2 separate regions of the Mus musculus genome follow, and region 2 is linked to region 1. Evidence: chromatin loops called from intact Hi-C (ENCODE). Cell type or tissue: left cerebral cortex. All regions are shown on one strand.

Region 1 (8,000 bases):
TCGTATCAGAATTGTTTCTCCTGGCAAGATGTGAACAAGTGTCTTCTTGCCCCACATGGAGCACACAGAGCATAGTAAGGAAGTAATTCCACCCAAGTCTAGTTTGGTGCATCAGGGAGTTTCAGCTAGGCTACCTTACAGGAGCCAGGAGAGTTTACAGTTGGCTAGACTGTGTATTCAGGGTGGGTTCTGTGGGTCTAGTGCATGGCCTTGTGAAAGCCTGTGTGCTGCTGCCTGAGACATGCTCATACACTGCCTTGTGAACGTGCTCTCCCTTCCACCAGGAAAGCGCAGTGGGCATTCTTGTGGAAGTCTTACGTTGGTAAACACAGCAGCTCTGATTTCAGTATAACAGTGGCTGTGTCATGGCCAGAGGATAACATTACCCAATGTGTATGAAAATGTGTGTGTGTGTTTACACATTTTCTAGCTCTGTGGCCTAACAGAGCCTAGAAGCTGTGATCACAGCAAGTGCCTGAAAGTCTAAATTCCATGTCTGCTAATGGGACCTAATTCCTGAGAATCAGGGCTGAACCAAAGATTTGGTCAAGAAATAGAAGATGAGATCAAGGAGGTTTTCAGTAAATGATGTCAGCATATCAAAGCCACAGGAGAATTTATTGACTTGAATATTAAAAGTAAACAGTAACTGATGATAATACATTGTATAAAATAGGTATCCATCCTATTAAAAAATTTAAATATGGAGGACAAGCAACTCTCTTTGTTACTGTAAAATGTGTGCCAACAAATATGGGAGAAATTATATAAATTAAAAAATCACTATTAGGCCATTATTAGACTGATGGTTGAGTTAGGAAGGTGTAAAGTGTGTGTGTCTACATGAACTTTCATAACGATATTAATGTCATCTCTGAATATCTCCTTGCAAATTACTCAGTTGACTTTAAGATAGGAAAGTGATATTTTTATAGTCACTGTCAACATGACCAGGCAGAACAAACTGACATTACATTGGCATTGTGTGCCTCTCAAGTGTTGTGCTGGGAAGAGAGCATCGTTTGTCAGGAATCCTGTGGAGAGTTGAGGATTTAAGTTAGACTGTGAAGAAAAACAGTATAGTCCTGGGTTAAGGGACACTTGCAGTTCATGAAAGACAACCGAAGAACTGCCCTGGGTTGCTGGCGACTGACGAGTGACAGCAGCTACATGCCATGTGTCTTCCTGCAAAGAATTTGGTCACACAGGAACAGAGGCATTGTGGGTTGAGAACCCATAACATGGTTCTGGGTTGTATAGATTTCTTATTTAGCAGCTTAAGGAGTGATTACATTTGCTATAGTTCTTGCTGTCAGGGAATAATGAACTCTGATGTTTAAAAGTACAGATTATCATATCTTCGGCTTGCTCTCAATTTGTTGATAGGAAAAAGAATGAGTTGAACGTGCGCATGTATGTGGAGTAGGAGGGAGGCCAAAACATGCTGGAATTGTAACGAGGAACTTGGGTGAAGGTGAAATAGAAGGTTTTGTATAATTGTGTCCTTTGATTTTCTTATGTTTGAAATTACTTCAAAATAAAAATTGTAAAAATATCTAACATTTAAAAATTTAAGAACAAATATGTAATGTAAAAAGAAGTTTAAATTTACAACATATTTATAGCCTAGAATGCATTTTTACAATTATGTAGAGTTTATACAGTTTTGAAATGGTTTTTAATATCTTCCCTGGTGTAGTTTTACTATTAAATTTATGTTTTTATTTTTGTCCTCAGTTGCTAATTCTTGGAACTTGCTTTTCTTTTAAAATATTTATGGCATCCTTTTTTTTTTTTTTAATTGTATAGTTACAAATGCCGAGTTCCAAAAGGCTAAAAATACCTTGTGATGTTTTGTTAGTGTATATTTATGTGTTGATATTCAGTAGAAAATTATTGGCTTACTAATTAGCTCCCTCTTGGAAAGACAGTTTGTTTTTCTTTCACATCTGGCTAAAGATGTAGATTTCTCTGTAGTAGTTAGAACGTAAATACTGTCTAGGACCTCCATTATCTGAAGGCCAGGATTTGACAGCCTTAAGTATTCTTCAGGGTCTTGTTTAGGCAACCATATTTGTTGAGATTTCATGGTTGCAGCAACCAGGTCATGACTTTGAAGTTATCGTGTAGCAATAGGCATCCTGGTTCTTACAGTCTTTCCTCCCCCTCCTCCATGATGATCTCTGAGCCTTAGATGTATGGGTTGCATTGTAGATGCACTGCCTGGGGCTGAGCAGGTGCCATAAAGTCATTTATTCTCTTCTTTTTGTCCAGTCTTGGATCTCTAGTAGCTTCTATCTGCTGCAAAAGGAATCTTTGATGAAGGGCAAGAACTACACTCATCTGTTTGTTACTAGTATTTAGAATATAGTTAGAAATTATCTTGGTTTAGGAAAATGGCAAGAACAAGTTATTCTACTGTGACTTCTCCAGCTATGGGTAGTTGGCTAAGTTTATAGTACCAAGTATGAATTTTTACTTAATGGGCATTTAAGTTCAAATCGACAGCTAATAGTCACCCCCACAACAAAAGTGCCACTACATTGTACCACTGGGGATACCTTGCTGGAACAGTTCTATGGTCCATAGGCTTTAGAGCTGGATAGGGTAGTTGATTCTTCTCCCTTGGTAGCTTGCGTAGTTAGCACTTTCAGATATTATGAATGCTAGTTCTCAGGGAAAAGGCTTCAGGGTGAATTCCAGACCAATTTCTCCCAGTCTTGTATTTGAAGTATGTGGTGTTTCCATACTAGGGTCTTACTTTTAAGTTCTGGAAGGCCCCAAGGACAATGGCAACAGCCTATATTGTTTGGGAACCTCTGGGACCTCCCTGACCAACAACTAAAATGGAAGTTTCCTATGTTTGGGGAGTTTGTTAGTCTACGGCTGTTGGGGAGCATTATAACTCTCTGTGGCCTAATTTCACTTAAACCCCACTCCCACATACGTATGTAAGTATTATATACATGTTTCTAAGTAAGTTTATAAAAATGTTCTCATGTGGCTTTTTCAGACATCCTCAGGGGTCTTTATCCCCCTTACACCTCTATGCTGCTGTCCTTCCTTACCCTCTCATAGATCCTTTCTCTCTCCATTTCTCTTATGCACTGTGTCCTGCTACCGTTCTTGACGGTTTGAGTGATGATGCTTTCCATAGGTCCATGTGCTCCTTAGTGGAACTGTGTGGTGAGGATTAGGAGGTGGGGCCTTGTTGGAGGAGGTGTTTCATTGGGTTTCGAAGACTCAAGGCATTCCCAGTCAGCTCTCTGCCTCCTACTTGTGGCTCCAGCTGTCTGATACCATATCTTTGCTCTCTTATCATAGACTCTAACACTTTGGGAGTGCCAGCCTCAAAGGAACCCTTCTTTGTGTAAGTGCCTTGCTACGATGTTTTGTCATAGCAATGGAAGCTTAAGACACCATGTTTCTAGATGTCCTTCTCCCTGCCTCCATTTCTACTTTCCTGGTTTCTGTGGCTACACCAGGAGTTGGATTTCTCAAGAATGCTGTTTCTCTTAGCTTTGCCCTTCTTTTGGTCTTCATGATAAGGGAAGCAGAAATTGGGTTATTGGTTCATATTACAAACAGAAATCTTCTAACTTTGATAGTAGGTGTTGGAATTACTTTGCTAAGAGAAGAAAAAGTGTGACTGTGTTTGTCACCTTAATTATCTCACCTGAAGGTTGAATCACAGCCGTAGCTCGCCTGACCTAAGGAGCTGTTGCGCACAGTGATGTTCTTTACACGTGAGTACTGAATGTCCTGTTTTAGCAGTGGAGCAGACTGCACACTGCTGTAGCTCTGCATCTGTTTTAGGGCACTCTGATGTATTTGCCACCTTAAATCTCTCTCTCTCATTTTTTCAAGGCATATCTTAAGCTAATGCTTATGTCTGAACAATATCCTCAAATAGTTTTGATAGAAAATGTGAAAATTAGTGAACTTCATTAAATTCAGAAAGGATTATAATAAAGGAGTGGACATATCTGTTCTAATAGAACAAATCAAGAAGGGATTTATATTCTTTCATAGATATCATAAAAATTAATGAGTAGTTGCATTTGAATTTTAATGTAATCATTTAATTAGACTAGACTTTAAAGAAAAACCTATTACCCACTGAAAATGCAGCCAGCTAAAACTCAGAATACTTTTCCTGTTTCTAGACCAGCTATAGAAATGGCTGGAATGACTTCAGTCCCCAGATGGTGCTTGTCACATGATGCTCCTGTTCTTAAAACATCTCTGTAGCCATGGAATCACGTCTAGCTTTAGTTAAGACTCTGAAAGAAAATACTTTCATTCTCATCTTGCCATGCTTTGAGAATGGTATGCTTGCCGGCAGTTTAGTAACAGATGCATCCAAGCTTCTTAGAACGTGTCTTGGCTCTCAGCCCCACTTAAGTAGGGCTCCGTCATAACAATGACTAAATTAGTATGTTCCCTGGGAGATTCAGGAAGGCTGTGCCACTCTTGTTCATTGATGATATAGTCTGAACCACCTCTCTCTCTTCGTGAAACTTGGAAAGATCTTGCATTTAGTGTTTTTGTCTAGTTCAACAAACATTAATTGAGCATTCATTATTTGGCAAATAGTTGTCTACGTAGTGAATTCTAGAGATGCAGAAACAGATGCTATCTGATCGCGTCTCTGGAGAGTACACCGTCTGGTTAGGGCAGCAGACACTCCAACAACATTTTATATGGTGATTTTCTAACACTGTGGCTTAAAAAGGAATGGCTCTGGTAAAAGCAATGGTTCGGAGATAGCAGGCATGCAGTAGGCATAGGTGGGATGAGAGACATTAGCTGGTAACAGTTAGCATGAGGGGAGACTGAGCACAAGTGAGAGGTCAAGAGAAATGAAGCCCACTCGGACGAGCTGCCGATGCTGCCAGTTAACGTGAGGAGGGGACACAGCTCCTCACAGGGCTCTCTCTGACTTAGCGCTTTCTAGCAGCTTTTAAACTCTAGTTCTATTTCTAGAGCTATTTTAATATTAAAGATAACTGCTTGGTGCTGGTGCAGACACTGAGTCCAGGTGAGGCCTGATCAGGGGGGTCTTGGCAGGAGATTTCCAGGCAGCAAATGCAGTTTGCTGTTTTGGGATCCCATGTCTGTCTCTACTGGGCTTTGGGACCCCTTGCCCATGTCAGCACAGTGTTCGAGGAATAAAAAGGGTAAATGCTTAGGAATCTTTAGTGTATAAGTGTTAGTTGAATTCATGGGGAATTATTTAATAGGTTCTGGGAGCAAGAAGAAAAGAAAAAAGAAAAACTGGATATTGAATTCTGGAAACAGCCACATTTAAGGATTAAGATGAGAACTCTGCAGTATTGGGGAGAAAGCTGAGGAAAATCAGCCATGGGACTGTTATATTAACCTGGTCGAGAGATTGTGGGGGCTTTGGCTAGCCATGAGGTTGGTAAGAGGCAAATGCATTTAGGTTGTTTGGAGGTAGAGTCAATATGATTTCCTAAAGACCTGAATACAGGGCTCAGTCAAGGAATCAAGGATAATTATAAGCTTTACAGATTGTGGGATTTTTTTGATCAAGTTGAGAATGGAATGGCTGTAGAAAAATCAAGATCCCATGTTTGAGCATATTTGATGTGCTTGTTAGATATCCACATGGAGAGTCAAAGGGGCTGTGGCAGGCACAGGTCAGCATTTCATAGATTCACAAGAGAAAAACCAGGAGTTATGAAAATAGATGATTTCTAAAATTATTTATCTGGATATGATAGAATTTTTTTTAATAAGGAAATATACCTAAGTCCTCCTGGAAACATGAAACAAGGATTCCGTTCCATGATGATTTTGGTATCCAATCAACTGTGAGCACATTATGTTCTCACATTAACAGATGTGAGCACTGTGTCTCATCAGTCCAGGATTAGTAAATGTTTCAATGTTTTTCTCTCTCTGCTCCTCACAAAAACATAGCCTGTATTCTATTGCATAGGTTTGACATATTAATAATAAACTCAGAGTTACCAATAATAACTCGGTGTCAAATTAGGAAAAGGAATCAAAGTGCTTCTCCTTGGTGCTATTAAATTGAGAGCAAGCCCAGATTTGGATTCTCGGCTTCTCTTCTACCCATGTCTTCCATTGTCCCTTTCTGTCTGTTGTATGAGTTGGAATCTCTGCCTGCTTAAATGCTCTCTTGTGAATTTGTCCCTGTCTCTGTGTGTGCCCATGTGTGTCTTCAACAAAGGACTTTCCTCTCCCACTTATTAAACAGTACAGACAGCATAACATGGGGGGGAGGGGATTGGAGAATATTTTACAGAGATCTTTAACTGTTTTATAAGGGATGAAGTCATTGATTCCATCTGACCCTAGCTCACCCTAGCTCACAGTTTACAAACATCATTGTTAATAGACTTACTAACTTATAGCCATGTGGTATTCCGAATTTGTGATGGATATGCACTTGATAAAGCCACTTTCACCCTATTTTCTGTTCCCACCAGATGGTTATCATAACACATATACAAACACATGTATTACCTTAGGCCAGGGATGTGGAAAAGTTCATAATTTATGATTATGGCAAAGCATTAGCTTAAGTTGTAGAAGTTAATCACATAGGAAATCCAAAGCAAATAAGGTTGTTCTCTTAAAGATAAAACAGGCTGAGTACACAATAAGATAGAAGTCACAAATGATCCCAAGGTATGTTATTTATACTTGGTTGTGAGGTTCTTCTAAAGTACCAGTCTCTTGGAATGTAAGAGATGCCTTTACTGTAATGCATACCACATTCTTTCAGTTGGTAACTTTTGTTAAATGGTTCTCTCCTGATGTTTCCTAGAGTGACGTTGGGAAAATTAAGGAGAACTTTCAGAGTACATTGAGAAGGAAGAGGTGGTAAAAGATAGGGAGAAAATGAGCTTATGAACTTTGGTGGTAGTTTGTGGATTTACCAAGAGAAGTGTTAGTAAGTGGGAATGTAAGCCTAAACCAGATGGGTAGGATGGGTAGACGAGCACTGAGGAAACAGGGAGCTGGACCTGGATGTGCTGCTGGTAAAATGTGTGTGGTGCTGAGCAGAAGGAAGCAAAGGATGCTGGGGGTCTACGGTGATTTAAATTCAAGAAGTCCCCGTCTATTGTAACATGACAGATAAACATCTTTATAGGAACACGGGTGAAAGTTCACAAGTACATAGTCTGTAGGCCTTGGGTAACAGGGGCATTTCTAGAACATCACTGTACCTTGCTTTGAGTGATGTAAACATTGTTTAACCAGAGGTAGAATGATGATTCTAGTAACTTCGTCACTTACAGTAGAACTCCTTTTGTCATTGAACAAGCAGGAAAAGAAGATTATGATGAAAAAATTGATGAGCTTTCAAACAGGATTATTTTATTTTAGGTACATGAGTATTTTGCTTCCATATCTGATTGTGTACGGCATGGCAGGAGCCTGTGGAGGCCAGGAAAGGGAACTGAGTTAGAGGGTTGCTAGCTGCCATGGGTACTCTCCGGGAACAGTCAGTGATTAGTTTCCTCTCCAGCACCCAAGCATAGGGGATTTTGAGGATGAAGGGGAAAATTACATTTGCACTTTTTAAGGATTTATTTATTTATTTGATGTATGTGAGTACATTGTCATTGTCTTCAGACACACCAGAAATGGGCATCGGATCTCATTACAGATGGTTGTGAGGCTCCATGTGTTTGCTGGGAATTGAACTCAGGACCTCTGGAAGAACAACAGTCAGTGCTCTTAACCGCTGAGCCATCTCTCCAGTGCCCCCATTTGGGTTCTATTTAACCAACTTTTATTGACTGACCCCTGACTACATCCCAGGTGTGATTCTGGGATCTAGAGATTGCAGAGTGAGTCAAATAGATACATGTGGTATTTTCCCAGAGGGTTGACTTCTCATAAGGCTGTGTATCTGAAGGCTCTGTTGTGAGAAGAGAGCCACCTGGATTGCCTGCTGATACTCATTGGATAGGCTCCCATTGTTGACCCCTTGGGAGAGT
Region 2 (8,000 bases), 170 kb after region 1:
ACACCATGGCCAAACAACTCTTAGGACTCTCAGACCCATGCTATTACTGAGGGGAGTCAGGGCAGGAACCCGGAAGCAGGAGCTGAAGCAGAATTCATGAAGGAGTGCTGCTTACTGACGTGTATATAACCTGGAACCACCTGCCCTGTGGTGGCATCACCTACGGAGAGCCAGCCCCACACACATACACCCCTATCAATCACAAGTCAACAAAATGCCCTACAGAGTTGCCTATAGGCAATCTGGTGCAAGTGTTTTTCTCAATTAAGGTTTGTCTTTGCAAACACATCTACATTTGTGTCATTTTGTCAAAACCTGACCTAACGACTGTCAGCATTTCTGAAGTAGTGTCACTTCCCCATGGTCCCCATAAGCTGTTTGCATCTGTATACACTGCATTCTGTATGAGCGACTTGTTCTTCCTTTGGGCTCCTTTTTCAGCGCAGAGTCTCTCTCGCCATACACCGCATGGATATCTGCTATTTCAGACACAGATGCTCTGCTGGCTGAGTGGGACAAGAGCAGCGTCGTGACTGTTGATATGGGAGGGCGTGTCAGGCTCTGGGAAACTGGACTTGAACGTCTGCAGCAGTCGCTCATGGAATGGAGAAACATGATTGGACAAGACAGTGACAAACATGTGCAGGTATCTCTCAAAACTTTCCTCTCACAAATGAATTTGCTTTCAAATGCTGCCATTAAGGGAACTTCTGGCTTAGCCACTCCAACAGCTGCTTGAATGGCTAAAATTTATTTTTAGACTCTTAATAGGAAAAACAATCTATCCGTCTTGAGAGTGACAAAGTAAGCCCGTGTCTTAGTCTTCTGCCAATGTTAAGTGTTACTAACGTTAAAACGTACAGATATAAGCAACGTGTAGTTTTTAGACGTAAGCATCTCCGGATTCCTGCATCCTCTCTTCCTGATATCAGCATGGTTGTCGACAGCCATTCCTGCTGCCTAGGAAGGAAACCTGGGGCTGCCGTGTACAGCAGGCTCCTTTAAGGTCTGGGGCTGGAGACTGGATAAGGTAGGACAGCAACGCAGGCCTCTGGTAGAGTTTGTACCAGCACGTGTCTGCAGGTGGTGCATGCTTGGCAGGTGCCATGAGTAGGTGCAGCTCTGACTGAGAGAGCAGCACAGCCCTTGGAAGGTGAGGAAGCTGCAATGAAGCTCGTTAATCTTGATGCTGATGAGAACGAGCTGGCGGAACCAGGAGGGCTGCAGGCTTACTTAGTCTGAAGCGGAAGTTAGTGGGATATGTCTGCAATTGGTTTTAATCTTCACAAAGAAATCTTTTCTTGTTAAATATCACTGTTATGTAGCAAACAGAAAGGTAGTCTCCAAAACTAGTTAGTTGGATAACTAATTAATTAGTGAACAGAAAGAAGGGTGAGTGGGTTGCTGCCTTGTCACTCTGCAAACCTCCATTAGCAAGGGAAGGCATTACCCTGTATCATTCCTTCAGTAATAGACTAATAATTACTATTTCATATGATTTTCCTTAAAAGAGGTGTAAGTGTCTTTGTGAGTGGATGGATGATACAGTGTTGTCTTAGAATTTTGTTTTTTCTTTTTTTTTTTTTTTTAGCTTACAGGAATGTTTTTAAAATCTCAAACCAAAATAGGCTACTGACTTCCAATTCTTTTGAAGACACATAAACATATTAGTTTAATTAAGTTAAGACAAAAGCATTGCCTAAAACAATGTTGGTAAGTCAGTAGCTCTATTGCAGCAGCAAGATGGCCCCTGTGCATCCACCGTGCTCAGGGATTTTTATGGAACCTGTTACTTGTGGTTCTCTTCAGAACTATTCCAAACGGTAGCATTCCCTCTATTTGAACCAGTTTTCCTTCACTTCTGTTTTCACTGATGCCTAGCAGTAAATACTATTGTGTTTGAACTTCAAATATGTTCTTTAAATTTCTCATATAATGTGGAGCTCAAAGGTCATGCTTTACCTGTGGTCGGGATGTGAATGGGTGTGGTGGAGCACACTTGTTATTTGAAGGATGCATGCCTGTAACCCCAGCACTTGTTATGTGAAGGAAGACAATCATAAAGTCAAGACCTGCCTGAACTACATAGTGAGTTCTGGATAATCCAGGCTCCATAGCAGGACCCTGTCTCGTCTCTAAAGTATAAAAGGGAAAGAAAACGGGGCTGGGCGTGGCAGTGCACATCTTTAATCCAGCACCTGGGAGGCAAAGGTAGGCAGAACTCTGCATTCAAGGCCAGCTTGGTCTACAGGGCAAGTTCCAAGACAGCCAGGGTTACACAGAGAAAAAAACAAAAACAAAGGAGAGGAAGGGAGGGAGGGAGAGAAGGACGGAGGGAGGGGAAAAGGAGAGAGAGGAGAGGGAAGGAAAAGAAAATATCGGTGACCTAAATTAAGCCTCTTATTTCTTTTTCTGAAAGAATCTTTACTTACAATTTTAATAATGGTTCTTGGCTGTTTAAAACATAGCCCATCTCTCTGTGCTTTAATCTGCAGCTCTTTCAGTCCCAGGGCTTTTCTGGACATATTAAGAACCTTTGCTGTCCCGGCTCCCTACTTTACTAATGGGTACACACAATTGATGTCTTCTTTTCTGCTCTGTCTTGTCTAAGCTGAATGACACTGGTAACTGAAGCTAGATAGTTAAGCTATCTAACTTAAGACCATCGCCTATGGCTACATCCGAGACCCCAGTGGTGGCCCTGTCTCTCTGGACTTTGTGAAGAATGGAGAGTATGCCTTGGAGAGAATGGGGGTCACCTATGCTGCCCAGGTTCACCTGAAGTCTCCCTTTGACCCTGACAACAAGCGGGTGAAGGGAATCTATTGATAGGATGCAGGTGGAGGCTAAAACTGCTCAGGCCACTGGCAACGGCCACGCTCCCCACACTGCCTGCAGACTCCTGCACTGCACACACAGCCTTGTGTCCTGAGACCCAGGACAAAGCACAGACTTCCCCACCCTTAGCCTTGACAAGGAAGGGAACTGAGACAGGGAGCAGGAAGATTTGGTGGCAGGCTGCACACACTCTTTACCGGGTTGTTCCAGGTAGTTTGGGGCCACAAACTTGAGCGTCTCATCCATGAGGATCACAGGCAAGGAGATTTTCAGCACCATCAGCCACTGGGTCAGATTCAGCGGTGTGATCTGGAAAATGAGTGGCAAAGGTACCACGTAGAGGATCAAGAAGTGAAGTGACATGGACAAGCAGATGGAGCCCACGAGCCAGATATTCTCCCAGGGGGGCATCCTCAGCAAAGACTGGTTTTCAGACAAGCTGTTGAGGGCATTACACATCTCTATGGTTACTAGAACAGAAAGTGCCATTGTCATTGGATATGGGGACTCAAAGCAAACGAGCAAAATTATCTCAAGGACAACCAAAATATTATTATATGAACTTCCTCTAATCAAGTGTTTCTCAGAAATGTATAGCTTCATGTCCTCAGCTCAAAGTTCAGCAAGCAGACATAAGACACACTTAGTAATAAAGCAATACAAATTGGAACTAAGTGGTGTTTTGATGGGGAAACTCCCATGCCAGCATGCTGCTTTTACTCCATTGTCCCTCGATCTGTGGGATGGACAGGAAGTGTGCGCACTTGGACCATCAGGTAGAAAAACAACTTGAGAGTGTGCATCCTCAGGCTAAGTGGCCACAGTGAATTCTCAAAGTAGTCTACCACTGTTTGTGGCTTTTGGTCAAATTCCTTGGTAAATAATGAGGCAGAATACTAGTTGCTCTATTTAGGCCCACTCTGTTGTGATTCACAAGTAGACTGTACAGCCAAGTCTAAGAGTCGTTGCCAGTAATAAGAAGTAAGGCTTGTCCTCTACAGTTCCCTTCCTCGTCAACCTGCAAGCTGCGTCATCAGTGGACTCTTCACTCAGAAGGGTTCTGCTCCTGGTTTTGGAGCCTGGGAAATCTGTCTTACAGAAGTAGCGGGGAAAGATACCTAGTTCCTATTGCCCTACTTCTGGGTGCCAGCAGCTTTCCTCCGACTCTGGTGAAGTGCCCGCATCGCCATCTAGTGGCGATCAGGTATACTACACATTATTGAAATGAATGCTCACCTTTGTACGCCAGCACTTGGGAAGTCAGCCTTCTGCTTGGGAGATTTCCACAGTCCCTTGTGTGGCTTCTGTTGGGTAGTGGAAGCTCCTTTATTTAGGTCAGCAGTGATGGCCTGGAAAACAATCTTTCAAGCCATCTGCTTCATCTTTCCGTGATTCTTCTGAGTATAGCAGACTGACTGTCCTCAGACACACAGACAATTAGCTGCGCTGTCCTTGCTGTCTTTGCTGCCTCCTGCTGTCAAGCAGCATTAGCTTAGAAGACAGACTTGTTTGAGTTTTCGTTAGTGAATTCCCCGCTATATTTTCAAATGATAACACAGGGAGAGCTTACTGAACTCTTTGTATAACTTATGTTCATTAATTTGACACTCTGACGAAGAATATGCATTTTTCCTATAGTTAGAACAACTATAACAATAAATTCAAGTATCACTACAACTGGAGTCCCTAGACTCGAGAGTTATTACTTTTAGTCTATATTTTTAAAACCATGGGCTATTATAAGCCAAAACTCACCTAGTTATATTCTCAATGTTGCTTCATTTTTTTATTGTATTACATTTTTATTCTTCTAAACAATTCTATTAAATATACTCCATTTTCCTCAAAAAATCAAATCTGCAAAGCTGTCAATGACTGTTCTCATGAGAAAAGGTTGACCGATAGTAGCTTCAGATGTCACTTTCTAATAGCAGCAGGAAGTTCAGAAAGCAGACCCCATATGGCACTGCTGGAGTCTGAAGAGTGCTCACTTAACCGTGAACTTTAAAATGGATGGACTGTCCTGAGTCATCACTGCACGGGACTAGAACACACATGCGCAGCAGTCAGGACTGTGCTCAGTACACACGGGAGGCACACACTCGGTGTTGAGACAGCAAGAGATGCCCAGAAAAAAGCACAGAAGAAAGACACTCTGGGACTATGAATACATGTAGTTTATTGTATATAGATAGGTGCGTTTCTGTTGCTGTGATAAAATACCCCGACCAGGGCAACTTACGAAAGAAAGTGTTCAACTGGGCTCATGGTTCTGGAGGGTTAGGGTCCCCGAGAGCAGGAACAGCTGACCACTCACATCTAAGCCACAGCAGGAGCTGTGACACTGGGGGTGGCTGGAAGCTCTTTAAACCTCAAAGCCCAGCCCCAGTGGCACACTTCCTCCAACGACATCACACCTCCCAATCCTTCCCAAACAGTTCCACCACTTGTGCATGTGCCTGTGTGGAACACTCTCACCCAAACGCCAATGGCTACCTAATGGTTGGCAGATTTGTTTGTTTGTTTTTAGTGAGGAAAAGCTAATGCAAGTCTATCTTCTTTTTTATCTTATGTTTACTGCTTAAAACAATTTTTCAATTTAAATTTATTTTGATCATGTTTTCCCCTCCCCAAGTCCTTCTAGATCTTTTCCCCCCTTGAGTTTTTTCTCAAGACAAACAAAAGCCAGTGCAGCAACAAAATCCTCCAGTCCAGGAAAACAAAATAAAACACTACCCAAACAGAAAAGACTCACCAAACTGTAAACCAAGTAAAAAGTACATGTCTACACACACACACACACACACACACACACACACACACACACACACAGAGTGGATTCTATTATATGTTGGTCAACTACTCCTCATCATGAGGCCTGAGGACCTGGAGTGAATGATATACCCAATGTCTCAGAAAAAAAAAAAACCAAAAACAAAAACAAAAAACGGATTTTCCCGCCAGCAGGTGTAAGTGACAGTTCTGTTGTCAATGGTTGGCCATTTCTAGCCATTAGCTCAGTAGTTTTGCAGTTTTAAGAGTTCAGTTGGACAAGAAAGCCTATTTTCAGATATAATTGCTACTCTTCTATTTAAACTTAACTTTTTCCCAATATCCAAGCAGCTATCTTAAGATCTTTTAGTGATATACAGTGCTCTGTTCAGTTTTCAAAGAAAGCATGGTCCACTTATTCTTTGTTCTTTGCTTTGGCCAATAACTCTGGAGACAGGCTGCTTCCGTGTGTCACTGTTACAGAATGCTTCAAGCCTTGTGTGATTGTTGTTGTGAAATGTAAATCGGCAATAGCAGGAGCTGGGAGTTCTGGGCAGCCAGTGCTGAAGTGCTGAGGCATCCCCTGAACAATCTTGCCACTCAAAAGGCTTAGTATAAAAGAAAGTTTATTGTCAGGGAAAGAGTGGGGATCAGGGACCTGGAAATGGGTAGAGGCAGAGAAGGGACAGAGAAGGACAGAAATTGAGAAACAAGGGGAGGAGAGAGAGAGAGAGAGAGAGAGAGAGAAAGAGAGAGAGAGAGAGAGAGAAAGAGAGAGGCAGAGAGAGGCAGAGAGAGGCAGAGAGAGGCAGAGAGAGGCAGAGAGAGGCAGAGGGGCTGGGCTAGCAGGCAGTCCTGTTTATGGGCACCTGGTTCACACCTGGCAGGCAGTGACACAAGCTGTTGCTAGATCACTGTTGGGAGGAGCCCAGCAGAATTGTCTGCAAGCCAACACTTACACACGTGCTGTCTGTGGGAATCTCCTTTTCCCAGAAAAGCAATGCCTTTCACAGTCTTTTGCAATTTCCTGCTGTATCTCTATTCATGTATAAGTACACCTGGCTTTTACTGTTTGCTTACATGGTGACCCTTGGGCTATGCCTATAATCACTTTTCTATTGTTTATTCCTGCTAGAGAAATCCATAGGAGTAACTTTTGGTTCTGTAAGATTCTCAGGAGTACCTACTGAGAATGTAAGCTCTCCTGGCAGGTGTTCCTAGGATCTGCTGATAAGATGGCTGTCCTGGCCACTGCGGACAGGGGGTGCTAATGATGTATGCCAAGTTCTGTGGTGTAAACCTTTCCTCCCTACTGTTCCAGCTACCAGAGGTTAATGGTCTATTTACAAAATTCCGGGATATTGTGTATGCAGTGATCTCTCACAGGCAGGTAGGGTTTGGTTCCTATGTGCCATCAGCTGAACTATCTTTATGCCCAATCCTTTGAAAACTGATGGTTTCTAAAAAGAAGGCAGACTGCACTGTGTTGTGGATAGCCCTGGGGCTGATTATATTTGATGTTAATTCCGTTCTCTAGTGAGTGCTTGTGAACGAGGAATGAGTCAGCACTCAGGTGATTTCCTGTAAACCTGCTTCCCACCTTCATTTGTGAAATAAAGGAGAGCTGATGCTTGGGCAGGTAAAAGGGAAGGTGGAGCAGAAGGTGGGGAGAGAGAAGGAGGTTTGAGAGAAAGGCAGTGCAGAGGAGGAGGAAGAAAATAAAGCAGAGCAGAAGCTCATGGCCTGGAGAAACCACAAGTTCTAAGGGATCTCATAAGATGTGGAAGATGGTAGTGTAGTGGCAGATCTGCCCAATCTAGGCGCACAGCATGTAATCATATTAACTGAGTTGTGTTGTCATTGCCAGGGCATATTTGGGTTGGAGATTTACTGCAACACAAGTGTCTTGCTCTCTCTGGGAAATATAGAAACCACGGTTGTCTCAACTACAGATAGCAGTGTCTTTTAGAAACAAAAAACAAAAACAACAACAACAAAAAATAAAGCAAAGCAAAACAGAGAAACAAAGAAAATCCTTTTTTCCTGTCCAGTGCTGGATTGAACAGAGCCTCACACATCCCAGGCAGATGCTCTCAAGCCCATCCCCAGCCTAGTCATACCCCAGGAGCAACATCTGCGGTTGAGCAAAGAATTAGAAAGAAGACTGCCTCCCAGTGACACTCCTGTATGGGGACTGCCTGTCTTACATGCATTGCAGTTCAGAAACAGTCACTAGTCAAGTTTTCCACCCCTCCAAGGATTCCAGTCCATCACAGCATCAGAACAATCACATCTCATACAGTGAAACCAACAAGCACTGCCCTAAGAAGAATCGGGAAGCTGATGATCCTTGGAGGCTATGAGTTTTCAGCTATATCTTGGGTGTATCC

The links. A loop is a pair of places that touch in the nucleus more often than their neighbours do. Peaks named below come from ENCODE experiments on the same cell type or tissue, not always from the same donor. Only the 100,000 strongest peaks of a DNase experiment are listed, where the experiment ranks them.
Region 2: a loop joins it to region 1, with 3 times the contacts of the local background. A loop is called at or near these places in 4 of 42 quality-filtered maps.

What each region holds. Positions count from the first base shown.
Region 1 is chr14:78,937,600-78,945,599 of GRCm38, forward strand. The region is part of intron 9 of Vwa8 (von Willebrand factor A domain containing 8); the gene reads left to right. Among named protein-coding and RNA genes, the nearest start is that of Vwa8, 92 kb to the left of the region's middle. In left cerebral cortex, no CTCF peak of the experiment used is centred here; DNase peaks (open chromatin) are centred at 3,741 and 4,346; H3K27ac peaks cover 2,025 bases.
Region 2 is chr14:79,103,051-79,111,050 of GRCm38, forward strand. It overlaps Vwa8 (von Willebrand factor A domain containing 8), which reads left to right. Exons shown (of 45, transcript NM_027906.1): 37 at 442-646. Gm30970 (a long non-coding RNA gene) reads right to left here. Exons shown (of 2, transcript XR_383637.4): 2 at 1,547-4,187. Among named protein-coding and RNA genes, the nearest start is that of Gm30970, 28 kb to the right of the region's middle. In left cerebral cortex, CTCF peaks have their summits at 4,039 (motif pointing left) and 4,241; DNase peaks (open chromatin) are centred at 500 and 4,016; H3K27ac peaks cover 170 bases.